Linked DNA regions of Homo sapiens: region 1 is linked to region 2. Evidence: chromatin contacts called from ENCODE Hi-C or POLR2A ChIA-PET data. All regions are on one chromosome and are shown on one strand. Each heading gives the region's core, a stretch centred on a gene start or an enhancer-like site at or near the end of the contact. The rest is flanking DNA. Distances are from core to core; before and after follow the strand shown. Region 1 holds the start of PDZK1IP1 (PDZK1 interacting protein 1). Region 2 overlaps STIL (STIL centriolar assembly protein).

Evidence for each region. A loop is a pair of places that touch in the nucleus more often than their neighbours do. ChIA-PET counts read pairs that join two places held with the same protein, here RNA polymerase II (POLR2A). Pooled maps may share reads with other maps.
Region 1: a loop to region 2 is called in a pooled map, with 4 times the contacts of the local background. The contact joins two enhancer-like sites. A Hi-C loop is called at or near these places in 6 of 50 pooled maps. POLR2A ChIA-PET finds 5 or more read pairs at or near these places in 3 of 52 experiments (H1, activated T-cell and endothelial cell of umbilical vein).

Annotation. Positions count from the first base shown.
Region 1 is chr1:47,187,632-47,194,661 of GRCh38, forward strand. It overlaps PDZK1IP1 (PDZK1 interacting protein 1), which reads right to left and starts at 2,405. Exons shown (of 4, transcript NM_005764.4): 1 at 2,235-2,405. The coding sequence starts at 2,301. RefSeq lists a silencer at 2,686-2,980 and an enhancer at 3,810-4,759. Within about 2 kb of position 5,445, at least 5 of the 41 ENCODE cell types and tissues checked have a DNase peak (open chromatin) inside an H3K27ac peak, as active enhancers do.
Region 2 is chr1:47,287,929-47,294,257 of GRCh38, forward strand. It overlaps STIL (STIL centriolar assembly protein), which reads right to left. Exons shown (of 17, transcript NM_001048166.1): 8 at 5,530-5,616; 9 at 1,507-1,657. Among named protein-coding and RNA genes, the nearest start is that of STIL, 23 kb to the right of the region's middle. Within about 2 kb of position 1,548, at least 3 of the 41 ENCODE cell types and tissues checked have a DNase peak (open chromatin) inside an H3K27ac peak, as active enhancers do.

The DNA of each region.
Region 1 (7,030 bases), core at 4,195-6,694, 96 kb before region 2:
AAAAGGAGGGAGCTGGAGGAACAACAGAGGCTCAGAGAGAAGGGAGTTGGAAGGAGTGAGAAGCCAAGGAGGGAAGAGCCTCAGTGCTGTATCTAGGCAGCCCAGAGCCTCTTTCCCTCCCGCAGGTGGGTCACATGCAGCCCCAGGGACCAAAGGGCAGCCCCCTGGACAGCCGGCCTAGGCCTTGCAGCTGGGAGTGGCTCCCAGAAGGCTGAGGAGGACCCACAGCTGACAAGACTGGTCTGGGATCTAGAAGATCCTGTTCTGTAGCAAGACGTTTCTCTGATGGTAGGAAGGGTATGAGAGTGGGAGACTCTCAGGGCTGCTCAGCTGGGGAGATCTGGGGTGCCTGGGGTACCCAGAGAGAGGAGTGGACCAGGACATCTTTAGAAGGGCAGAATGGAGGGGTGAACTCTACTCTGGGTCTTGGGGACCAGGAAAGAAGCCTCAAAACCTGAGCTCCTTTTGATTCCCCCAGCTGGGTGCCCAGGGACTAGGGCCAGAGATTAGGTTGAGGCCCCAACCTGCACCCTTCTCTACTTTTTTTATTTTTTAATAGAGACAGGGTCTTACTACGTTGCCCAGGCTGGTCTCAAACTCCTGGGCTCAGGCGAGCCTCTGGCCTTGGCCTCCCAAAGTGCTGGGATTACAGGCATGAGCTACTGCACCAGGTCCCTTCTCTGCTTTTTGACCCTTGACACCAACACAGTCCCTCAAGATTTTCCTGAAGTCCCTGCCTTCAGGCCTCTGCTTCCCCAAAGGACTTTCCTCTTCCCCAGCATCACTGCACTCCATGAGCCTGCAGGAGCTCAGCCTTGTAGAGAAAAGACCCTCAGCGGGGAGAAGTCCCAGGACAAAACACAGGTCAGCAGGGGGCTTCAGAGGGGTCCTGCCTCCAGGCCAGAATATACCTGCATCCCTATATTTTGAGGGACCCAAGCTGGACATGAGAAAACCTTCCTCTGGCTCACTCCTGCTCAAATGTCCTCCTTTGAGTCTACCAAAAGCTCTCCTGCTGCAGTGGAGGCCTGACCTCTTCTCCGAGCCTGGCAAATATTGGGAAGGAGGAAGGAGGCTAGGAACTCTCTGGCCTGTAGTGAGGTCAGACCTCACTTATCTCCAGGGGAAGCAGAAGACACACAGTGTGATTACCCTCAGTTCCACACCTGCCAAAAAGCAGTATTTGGGAGTCATTGTTTCCCTAGGGGTTCAGACTGCTCCCTCAGGTCAGTGGTTGCTCAAGCATGGGGAGTTAGGGCTCAACCCTTGGAGGCCCCTCCCTGTTTCCTCCTAGACCCTGCAGCCAATTCTCTCCAGTCACCCCAGGGACCACAGTCCCTGCTCCTCCTCCCATGCACATACAGCAAGGGGCAGTGTCTGGGGCAGGAGAAAGGTGGTCTGAACCCTGTCCTTTCTTGCCGTGCTCTGTGACTCAACCTCTCTGGTCTGCAGTTCCCCAGAGGGCTTCCAAGACCTGGGAGACAGAGTTGAAGCAGACACACATAAGAGCTCGGGGTGGGGGTGGGAGGGGAGCTCTGAAAGCATCTTTGCCAGTCCCCTCTGGACCAAGTCCCACCTGCAGAGTCCCCAGACTTTGGCTGCAGATGCAGCCTGACAGTGTAGAATGAAAGCCAGACCTTGGGTTAGTTACTTCACCAGGTGCAAAGCCCTTCTTCACCTCTGACCTGGCAGCAGCCCTGGGAGGTGGGCAGGGTGGGGTTTATTGTTCTCATTTTATAGGTGAGAAAACTGAGTCTCAGGAAGGGGCAGTGATTTGCTCAAGGTCACACATCCATTCAGGCAGAGCAGGACGAAGAGGTCAGATATTTGGGGGAGTCACACTGGGCACTGTTCTCTATCCAAGCCCAAGAGGCCGAGACAAAGCCCAAGTCTTTGAGGGGTGGCTTGGGCCCCACTCTCACCCTACTTGTACCCCCGGGTCCCCTGTACTCAGGACCCAGCCATCCCTTGGGCAATGCCTGCTCTTGGGGCTTGGGCCTCAAATCCTGTTCCTCCCTGAGATCCTAGAACCAACTGCTGCCAGTTTTCACTCGTTGAAAACAAGTGACAGGCAGAGACTTGGTTCAGAGGTCTCTGCCTTGGGACATTCTTTCAGCTAGCGCAGTCCCTGCTCCCCCTCCAAACTGTAAGTATCAAGGCCCTGGGGAGGGGAGCCAGAACACCACCTGTCCACCCCTGGGTCTCCCGTGCCCAGCCCTCTCCTCCTGAGCTACCTTGCTGACAGCTGGCAGGTGGCACTGCCGTGAGCAGGCCCAGAATGAGGAGGCTGAGGGCCGACATGGCTGCAGCAGCTCCTAGCCTTGCTTCTGGCCGCCGGTGTCTGGGCTCCTGGAGCTGCTGTGGAGTCTATTGGTGTCCGCCTGAAATCAACCTGGGCTCAGTCTGGCCCTGGAGGAGAGGAGCTAGGAAGGAGGAAGGCGAGGGAGGGAGGAGACACGAAGACGGGCGTCGGAGAGAACGTGCCCTCCCTCCCATGGTAATGAGCTGCCAGACCTGGCCTCCCCTGGCTGGTGCCCAGCTCACTTGGGCTGGCATTCGAGGTCATCTTCCAGGGGCCAGCTAAGGAGGTGGGTATGAGGAACAAGCAGATGTGGGAGAGTCCCAGCCTCACCTCCATGCCCTGAGCTCCCTTTTCCTGGCAGTGGGGCTGGATTCTAGGGAAAGGGGTGACACACAGTCGCTCCTGCCTTGACTGAGCCCAGTGGGCGGGGCTTCTTGGAAGGCTGACAGTGGGATTAAGAAATGTCCTGGCTGGCTCAGGAGCCTGGGGAAAACCCCAGAAGCCCAGAGAAGGCTCAAAGCTGCCAGACTCCGCCGAGAGCCTGGCCTATTTCCTGTTCTCCCCACCACCTGCCCCTGCCCCGCCAAGCTAAACTCTGGGACTCTAATGCTGGGACACACTACGGCTTCAGTGCCTTCCACGCCCTGGCCCAGCCCAGTAGCTTCCTAAATCCACCCCCTTCTGCAAAGATCTCAATAGAGGGCCTGAAGGTCCCAGTCCCCAGCTTTCACAGCCCATGCCCAGGCCCTGACCCAGCACAGCTAACCTAGTCCCAGTTCGGTTCTTCCTCTTGGCCCCAGATGTGGTCCCTGGAAACCGGGCAGGGCCTCAAAACAAGATACAGCCTTGGTCAGAGGCTTCAACACCCAACTTCAGATCCATCTCCACCCATGGCAGAGGAGAAAATGGGCAAACACAGCCTGCTGTGGGGGACAAAGGACGGACACCCCAGATGGCAAGGTGCGATCTGGGGCCCTGAAGCCCTGGGCCCGTCACCCTCATAGCCAAAAGCAGCATTGAGGAAGGCACACCTAGCCCCTGGAACAGGGAGGCCCTGGAGCCAGAGCCCTCGGAAGAGGCAAAAGCCTCCCCAGGATCACGTGGTGTCCACCTGGCCCTCCAGCTCAGGGAATGAGAATGGCCAGAGTTCCTGTGCAAGCCCCTGACCAAGGGTCATGCTGGTCTCCTTGCCCCACCCCCCACCCCAGAAGTATGGGAAGCTGAGATGCTGACTCCCTAGAAAGGAGCGGGCCAACTGGAACAAAGTCTCATCAGAGATGGAAGGTCCCCAGGAGCCAGCACCTGAGCTGAAGGCACCTCCACAGCCTCTCTTCCCTGAAGCCACCAAACTCCTATTCATCAGGCCTCCTGGGCAACCCTTCCTATGGCAGGTTGATTCTGCCTTCCTGCTCCAGCGGGAGCACTCAGACATCATGCCTCAGGCCTGCTTCCTGTGTGTGTGTGTGTGTGTGTGTGTGTGTGTGTGTGTGTGTGTGTGTGTGGTGTGTGTGGGTGTGTGTGTGTGTGTTCACATGCGTGTGCAGTCGGGCCCATTGCCATCCAAAGATGGAGTGTCTCAAGGTGATCTGGGAGAACTTTGCTTGGAGTTGAGTGATGCCTCCCAAACATGTATATCCTGGCCTCCCTCCCACACCCAACTTGGTGTCCTCAGAATCTTCTAACACAGACTGGAGTAAGCACTGTGCATGTTAATGAACAGCCAGAGAATCACTGATTGGAATGTAAGGAATGGGGCTGAATTTAACAAACATCTACTGGTGCCTTCTCCAAGAATTTTAGGGAGGAGAGTCACATGGTTAGTTTTGCGTTTGGGAAAACACCTCTCCATGCAGTGTGGAGAGTGAAAGGGGCATGCAAAGGCTGGAGAAGAGAAATCCAGGGATCTGCTACAGTGGCCACAACACCAGTGCCTGGACCTGGGCAGGAAGTGCCCATGGGAACAGATCTGAGCCCTGTTGAGGAGGTAGAGAAGCCGGGGTGTGGCTGCTGGAACACAGTGCCAAGCTGGGAGAATGGGTACAGGCAGGAGGCAGGGCTTCAGGTGACTCCCAGGTTTCTGGCGTAGGCAGCTGGGTAGATGCTAGTGCCTCAGTAGGGGCCAGAGCAAGTTTGGGGGGTTGGAGGATTAATGAGCTATAGATTTTGAGGTATTATGCTTGCAGTGCCTGTGGACTTTCCAGAGGGAGACATCTGGAAGGCTGCAAAATCCCTGCATCTGGAGTGGAACATCTGGGAGCCGTCTGCAGCACAGGGATGGTAACTGAGGCCTGGGAGCTCATGGTCTCCCCAGTGTGTGTAGCGGGGGTAGGGGTGTTGAGGGGAGAGCACAGAAAGAAGGAGACACGCCCCCAACACACAAAGGTCTTTCAAAGGAAGAAGGGGCAGGAGGAAACAGGAGGAAGCAACCCCAGGAAAGTGGGGTATCCCAGGAGCCAAGCAAGGACAGACTTAAGGAGGGTGGGGGGGTCACAGCTGTGCCACCCCCTCCAACCAGTGCCCTCAGCACTCAAGTCCCAGGTTCTGCCTTCCCCACCCCAGTATCCTCCACTTCCCTGAAAAACCCAGGGAAAGGAAAGGATCCCCTGGGCTATGCTTTGGGAGTGGTGGGGGAAGGGGATGAACAGGAAGGACACCAGGTGATCAACAGGAGGAAAACATACCTCCTGGGTCAAAGTCCCAAGCTTTAGAGCAAAACAAGTTGTTCCAGAAAAGAGGGAGCATGGGTGGACACTTGGCTTTGAGGCTGGTCCCTCCTCCCTGGAGGTCTTCACACGGGTGGAGGGTCATCTCCCCAGCTGTATGGACACAGCCCTGATCCCCATGGTAACAAGGTGGGCCCCCCTACTGGTCTGGCTGGGGCCCAGGGTCTGGACTAAGGTCTCAGCAGCCCCACAGGGCTGCACCGTGTGTCCTGAGCAGCTGTTCCATCGACGTTCAGTTCCTCCTTCCTGTTCCAGCCCAGCTGTCACGCAAAACCATCAGGCCCCTTAGACAAGCCCTCCATCCAGCCAGACCTTATGCGATTGCCCTTCAGAAAAGCCAAAGTGGGCCTGGACTGTTTCCAGCAGTCTCCTTCCTCCCAACCCCATCTTGTCAGCCATTCCACTCACTGCCAGCAGGTGGCAGTGTCTAGCTCCAATACCAGACTGGGCGTGCAGGGAGCCAGTTTGCTGCTGAAGATTCTGCAACTTCCCCTCCCTCCAGCCCCCACTTTTGCCCTCCTCCAGGGGTGGTCTGAAGAAAGGGACGGTGGACATTGACATGTAAATAGTCTGGGAACAGCATACAGGGAGTGCTCAGGGCTCTGACATAGGGCAGCGTGGTGGACTACATTGCTAAGGAAGGCATCCTGGAGGAGGTAATGCAGGCAAAGTTAGCCAGAGTGTTGTACTCGGCAGACAGTCTGGGGAGAGGAATCCAGGCAAAGAGCTTAGCCTGAGAAAAAGTACAGAGAACATTCAAGAAGGGTGTTTAGAACACAAATATAAAAGCTTTCTTTTTTTCCCTCTCAGTGTCTCTCTCTGTCACCCAGGCTGGAGTGCAGTGGTTCAATCTTGGCTCACTGCAACCTCCGCCTCCTGGGTTCAAGCGATTCTCTTGCCTCAGCCTCCTGAGTAGCTGGGATCACAGGCGCCCACCACCACACCAAGCTAATTTTTGTATTTTCAGTAGAGACGAGGTTTCACTATGTTGGCCAGGGTGGCCTCAAACTCCTGACCTGAAGTGATCAGCCCGCCTCGGCCTCCCAAAGTGCTGGGATAACAGGCGTGAGCCACCGCGCCCAGCTCTTTACTAATTCTTATAATACTTCATCTTGTTAATATCATTGCTGTAAGCCAGAGAGCTCCTGGAGACCTTGTTTTATTCTTTCAAACGTATCTTGCTTAAACCCTTTTATGGCATTCATCAGCCCTTAAAATAATATGCAAACTTCTTTGCATGGGTTTGAGGGCACAGGCAATCTTCCTTACCCACCACTCCAGCTTGGTCTGGCCCCGGAGCCTCCTGTCACTTCCTAACAAAAGCCAAGCTCTTTCCCACATCAGAGACTTCTCTCCACTTGCTCTTTTCTCTGCCTGGAACACTCTTCCACTCCTATTTGCCCAGCAAACTGATCTTCCTTTACATCCCTTTCTTCAAGAATACTTCTTTACTTCCCTTCTCTCCCATCTGAAGTCACTCCCTTCTATGAGTCTCCTTTGCTCATCTCCTCACAGCCATGATCACAAGTTGCAATTACACACTGATTTGTATGTTTACTCATTTAATAACTGTCTCCATGGAGGGAAGGTATCATGTCTATCTCTCCCTCAGCAGCCAGTACTGAGCACAGTGCCTGAGTACACACTCGACACACATTTTATGAAATTAAATGTCAGTATATGCAGTGCCTACCACTGGCCTAACAAAGAGCAGAAGCTCAGAGAAAGGTTGTTCAATGAATAAAACATTTTAGCTGTAGTTGAGTCCTTGTCTCTCTCCACTCTCTATCTGTGGGGCAAGGACTGTGTCTGATTCATCTCTGTATGTGAAGGAGAAGACAAGGCAACCATTCCTCTGACAGTTAGAGCTGTTCAGCCTGATATGAGGGTGTCCTGGAGGGTGAGCTCTCCTTCCCTAGACATGTAAGAGCAGAGGCCATGGACCAGGTCACCCAATGAGGTGTCTGCAAAAGGGGTTTGTCTTAGTCTCTTTGTACCACTTTAA
Region 2 (6,329 bases), core at 298-2,797:
ATTAGATCTCAGTTAAAATGATAGGTATAAAATACAAAAACTTTATAGCTTACATAACCTATAAAATATAAAATGTATATAATATATAATATAAAGGTATTTTATATATAACATATATGTAATATAATGTATATATTATAATATTAAAATATATATTTATATAAAATATATAGATGTATAACATATACATGATCTCAAAGAAGGTACTAAATACGATCTGAGTGGACACGTGGTTATTTAAAAGTATTCAATATTTTTCTAATAAAGAATGTACTTTTATTAGTCTGAGACCTAAAATAACCAATAATTTTATTGAAAAGTAGCATTTGAATATTTTCATATAATGACACCTAGTTTCAAAGATCTACTTCCTCTTTTTTTTTTTGAGACAGAGTTTCCTTCTTGTTGCCCAGGCTAGAGTGCAGCGGCACGATCTCAGTTCACTGCAACCTCTACCTCCCAGGTTCAAGTGATTCTCCTGCCTCAGTCTCCCAAGTAGCTAGGATTACAGGCACCTGGCACTATGCCTGGCTAATTTTTGTATTTTTAGTAGAGACAGAGTTTCACCATGTTGGCCAGGCTGGTCTCAAACTCCTGACCTCAGGTGATCCGCCCACCTCGGCCTCCCAAAGTGCTGGGATTCGAGGTGTGAGCCGCCACGCCTGGCCTAAAGATCTACTTTTTCTATGATCATCATCTAGTTGTGTTTCTAGGTATTTTATTAGATGATATAGTAACAATCTATTCTGATTCCTTAGATACATAATATAAATAATGGCCTTTAAGTATAAAAAACCATTTCTTATTCCCACACATTTTAAAAATAATACAGTCATGGTCAGGTGCAGTGGCTCACACCTATAATCCCAGCACTTTGGGAGGCTTAGGCAGGTGGATCACCTAAGGTCAGGAGTTCGAGACCAGCATGGCCAACATGGTGAAACTCCCTCTCTAATGAAAATACAAAAAAAAAAAAAAAAAAAAATAGCCAGGTGTGATGGTGGGCTCCTGTAATCCCAGCTATTCTGGAGGTTGAGGCAGGAGAATCACTTGAACCTGGGAGGCAGAGGTTGCAGTGAGCCGAGATCACGCCACTGCACTCCAGCCTGGGCAACTGAGTGAGATTCCATCTCAAAAAAAAAAAAAAAAAAAAAAAAACATCAGGACAAAGAAAAGTACTGAGATCCCACAAAGTTAACCTTCACAAGTATAAAATGATATATGAACAACTGATATATTCTTCAAAGATTTTAGAAAAACATGGGCAAGTTATTCTGTGAGTAACCTCTGGTTCTCTATTGTAATTTGGTTGAAGATATGATCTCAGATTTACTAAAAAAATTTAACCATAAATGAATAAAGTTAATATTTAATAAGATTATTTATAAGTAAACAAAGCATAATAGTTTGGATTACTATTTTAAAGGGTAAAAGCTGTTGGGTTTAAACTGCCAAAGTGCAAAACCCTAAACAGTCACTAATGTACTAGACAATGAAATCACTTACTTTGAAAAGATGTAATGTTTCCTTACTGGTTAGCAACTGAAACCGAAAGTCAGGTATCTTGCCATCACAAGGGAAGCATTCATAAAACTCAGGTTCCTTATGTGTCATAGAATAGAGAACTATGATGAAATTTCCAGATTCTGAAAAAACCCTGCACAAAAAAAGTCATTTAATTAAAATTTAATGAGGATAACATGATGACACTCAAATAACTTCATGTGAGTCTCCCAATCTAGTTAACAAAATGACTAAAAGGTGCAATTTTTGTTCAAAAACTGGGGTCCACCACTTAGGAAGGCAAAAGGTGGGAGGATCGCTTGAGGCCAGGAGTTTGAGACCAGCCTTGTCAACATAGTGAGACCCTTCCTCTCTACAAAACAAAATTTTATTTTATTCAGGAGGCTGAGGCAGGAGAATGGCGTGAACCCGGGAGGCGGAGCTTGTAATGAGCCAAGATCGCGCCACTGCACTCCAGCCTGGGCGACAGAGCAAGACTCCGTCTCCAAAAAAAAAAAAAAAAAAAAGGAATAAGAGAGCAATTCAAAATTAATTTTACTGAGGATTTACTGTCAATATGAACTTAAAGCATGATCAGTAATTGATAATAAAACATAATTGTACTAAATCATAGCAAAGGATCTAAAACTAACATTTAATTTCTGCTATCTAAATATAACTAATTATCTTGAAAAGTTAAAACAAAATGTTAAAAGTAGAACTCCAAAAGCATCTGAAGAAAATACAAGTGATTTTTTTACTTCAGTAAATACACCTGGAGTGGGTGAATCTTTTCTAAACACGATATGAAAAAGATTAATAAATATGACTAAAAAACAGTAAGTCTGTTTGGGAAAAATATTGTTAAACTTAAATGACAATCTGGGGGGAAAACCGTTACTATATATCATCAATATGTGTTTCTCTATGTATTTTACATTATATATATAGAGAGAGAGCTTGCTAGCACAAGCAATATGAAAAGATGCACAGGCCGGGCGCAGTGGCTCACGCCTGTAATCCCAGCACTTCGGGAGGCCGAGGCAGGCGGATCACGAGGCCAGGAGATCGAGACCATCCTGGCTACCACAGTGAAACCCTGTCTACTAAAAATACAAAACATCAGCCAGGCATGGTGGCGGGCACCTGTAGTCCCAGCTACTCGGGAGGCTGAGGCAGGAGAATGGCGTGAACCCGGGAGGTGGAGCTTGCAGTGAGCCGAGATCGCGCCACAGCACTCCAGCCCGGGCAACAGAGCAAGACTCCGTCTCAAAAAAAAAAAAAAAGAAAAGATACACAATCTAAGAGAAAAATGGCTAAAGACATGACTAGGCAGTTCCTGGAAGATGAGGTTATAAATCATTGGAAAAGTTTATTTTTCATCTATCAGGTTAGCAGAGGTCAAAAGTTTAACAACAGCCCTCCACTCACCTCTCTGAGCTCATCTCCAGCTACTCTCCCCTTCCTTCACTCCTCTCTAGCTACAGTGGCCTCTTTGCTGCTCCTTGAAGATGTAACGTGTTGTTTCACCCAGAGCCCTTACACTTAACACATCCTTTGCCTAGGACAGTGCCCCAGACAGCCACAAGGCTTACTTCCTCACCTTAAGTCGGCCTCCCTGACCACCTATTTAAATTGCAACTCTTGGCCGGGTGCAGTGGCTCACGCCTGTAATCGCAGCACTTTGGGAGGCCAAGGCAGGCAGATCACCTGAGGTCAGGAGTTCGAGATCAGCCTGACCAACATGGAGAAACCCTGTCTCTACTGAAAAAATACAAAATTAGCCGGGCATGGTGGCACATGCCTGTAATCCCAGCTACTCAGGAGGCTGAGGCAGGAGAAACGCTTGAACCCAGGAGGTGGAGGTTTCTGTGAGCTGAGATTGAGCCATTGCACTCCAGCCTGGGCGACAGAGCAAGACTCCATCTCAAAAAAAATAAGTAAAATAAAATAAATAAATAAAAATTTAAAAATTAAAAATTAAATAAATAAATAAATAAACGGCAACTCTTTACTTGCCACTATCATTCAGACACACAACATCCTCCTCTCAGGCTTTATTTTTCTCCACAGTACTCATCGCCTTTTAACATACTATTTATTTTATTTATTCTGTTTATTGCCTGTCTCTGCAGGACTATTTTATTTTTTATTTATTTATTTATTTTTTGTTGCCCAGGCTGGAGTGTAGTGGTGCGATCTCAGCTCACTGTAACCTCTGCCTCCTGGGTGCAAGTGATTCTCCTGCCTCAACCTCCCGAGCAGCTGGGATTACCGGCATGCTCTACCACACCGGGCTAATTTTTGCATTTTTAGTAGAGATGGGGTTTCACCATGTTGGCCAAGCTGGTCTCTAATTCCTGGCCTCAAGTGATCCACCCGCCTTGGCCTCCCAAAGTGTTGGGATTACAGATGTGAGCCACCATGCCTGGCCTATTTTATTTTTTTAAGACAGGGTCTGTATTGTTCAGGCTGGAGTACAGTGGCACAATCATGGCTTACTGCAGCCTGAACTCCTGGGCTCAAGCGATCTTCCCATATCAGTCTCCTGCTGGGACTACAGGCATGTGTCATTACACCCAGCTAACTTGTTTTTTGTTTTTTTTTTTTGTTAGAGACAGAGTCTTGCTATGGTACCCAGGCTGGTCTGGAACTCCTGGCCTCAAGCGATCCTCCTGCCTCAGCCTCCCAAAGTCCCAAAGTGCTGGGATTACAGACATAAGACACCATGCCTGGTCTGGGGACCTTTATTTTGTTTACTCTGATCCCCAGTACTGTGAACATAATAGATATAATAGGTGCTCAATAAATAAATAAATAAATATTTCTTTCACAGTGTTAGTGCAGGTAGAGAAAAAGGCACTCTCGTGTACTGCTGGAAAAATTATAAATTGGTGCAGTCTTTTTGAAGGGCAATTTGGCAATATCTACCAAATTTTAAATTACATACTCTTTGGCCTAGAAAAAAACACTTTTAGAAACTTATCCTACAAATATACTAGCATATGCACACAAAGATGTATGCATAAAATGTTCAGTCTACCACTATCTGCAAGACAAAAGGGCCAGTTTTTAAAATACAGTATGTATTATAAACTCTTCAGTTGTAAAATATGTATATTAAATCTGTATATGCCAAGAGGTAATGATCTCCAAGGTATAATTTATACAGAAAAAAGCAACATAAAGAAAAGAAAGGATGCTATGGTTTAATTTTTACAGGCCAGGAAAAGGTGATACTTGTCTATGTTGAGTATTGAAATATTGACTATTTCAGGAAGGAAGCACAAGATATCACTTTACAGTGATTGCCTCTGAGAATGGGGTCTAGGGAAATGGGGAGGAAGAGAGATCTACTTTTATTGTAGATATTTACATATGTCAATTTATTACTATGTGCTTGTACTGCCTTTTCAATATAGTTTAAGTCCTTTACAGCCACCCAAGGTAGATAAAAATAGACCTTCTCATTTAATAGATAAAGAAGGTGAGAGACAAATACTGACAAAGATGTCACCTTCTTTATCTATTAAATGAGTTGAGGTTAAAAGTAAAGTTTCCCTAACTATTAATTCCAATGTTTAGGCTTCAGTTTCAGGAAGAAATTAAAAATCTTGTCTCAAGTATTTCTTTGTGTATTAGTAGTAACACTGTGTAACTTAATAAAACATCTGTAAGGTAACAAATCCAAACTCATTTGCAGTCATTTCACTGAAAGTTAACCTCCTTAATTATTAAATAGGATGCTACAGTAGACAATCTCCACAGTTTTTTTCCACCCCCAAAAGGTTTGTGTTCTGTGGTTAGGCAAGTGAATTCCTTGGTATTTCCAGGTATACTGCAACCTCATCTTTTTTTAATCTGGTTTTATTCTCATTTAATATAAGGTTTGTTTTTTCTTAATGTACGTGTTTATTTATAAGTATTGTAAAAGGTTACGGCATTACATGAATTTTAAATGGGACCATAAACTATGAATGGGGGAAAGGATCGAAATAAAGTACTACAGAATAAAATATCACTTGCCTTTCTTGAACAGAAGAATTGAATATGTATCGCAAACAGCAAGCCCATACCTGAGGACTATAGATATGTGTAATTCCAGACAGCCAACTAAAAGAAAAAGATAGAAATTAAAAACCATAGTCACTTACATATATAGCATAATTTACATTCTTCCTAAGATAACAAAGTAGACGTATGGCTTTTATCAGCCATACATTAAAAAGCCTTAGTAATAAGAAATCTAAAAACGTGCTGATAATTAAAAGGAAGAATATATAGACATTTGTATATATATAACTATATTGATATATATAGACAGACATATAGATATATATCGAGAGAGAGAGAGAGAAAGAGAGCAAGCACGCGTATCTCTGTCCTCTTTTACCTGAGATGTGGGAAAGAAAATGGTTAACAGAGATGAAAGCAGTATACTAGAATGAATTAGCTTGGACTGGAAAGAATGGGCTAAGGTAGTACAGACTAATTTGCAGCCTAAAACTACTTCACAGAGTTGCTGAGGATTAAATGCTGTAATATATACAGGTAGTCAGAAAGAGAGAAGGCTCTTAATATTTACTTAAGCATCAACAATCCATTGCCTATATTAGGACTGTAGCAAACTATAAGTAGATTTCATGGTCCAGAGAACATTCATGCATTCTCATTCACTTTGCATGTGCCATTCCCTTACATGGGTTCCCTTCCCCAACAATCTTCCCTTCTACTATCTAAACAATTGAAAGTCTAGCTCAAGTTTGTCTTCTCTAGGAAAATGCTCCCTATCATATCTTTCTTACAAATACTAAGTGTTCACTTTC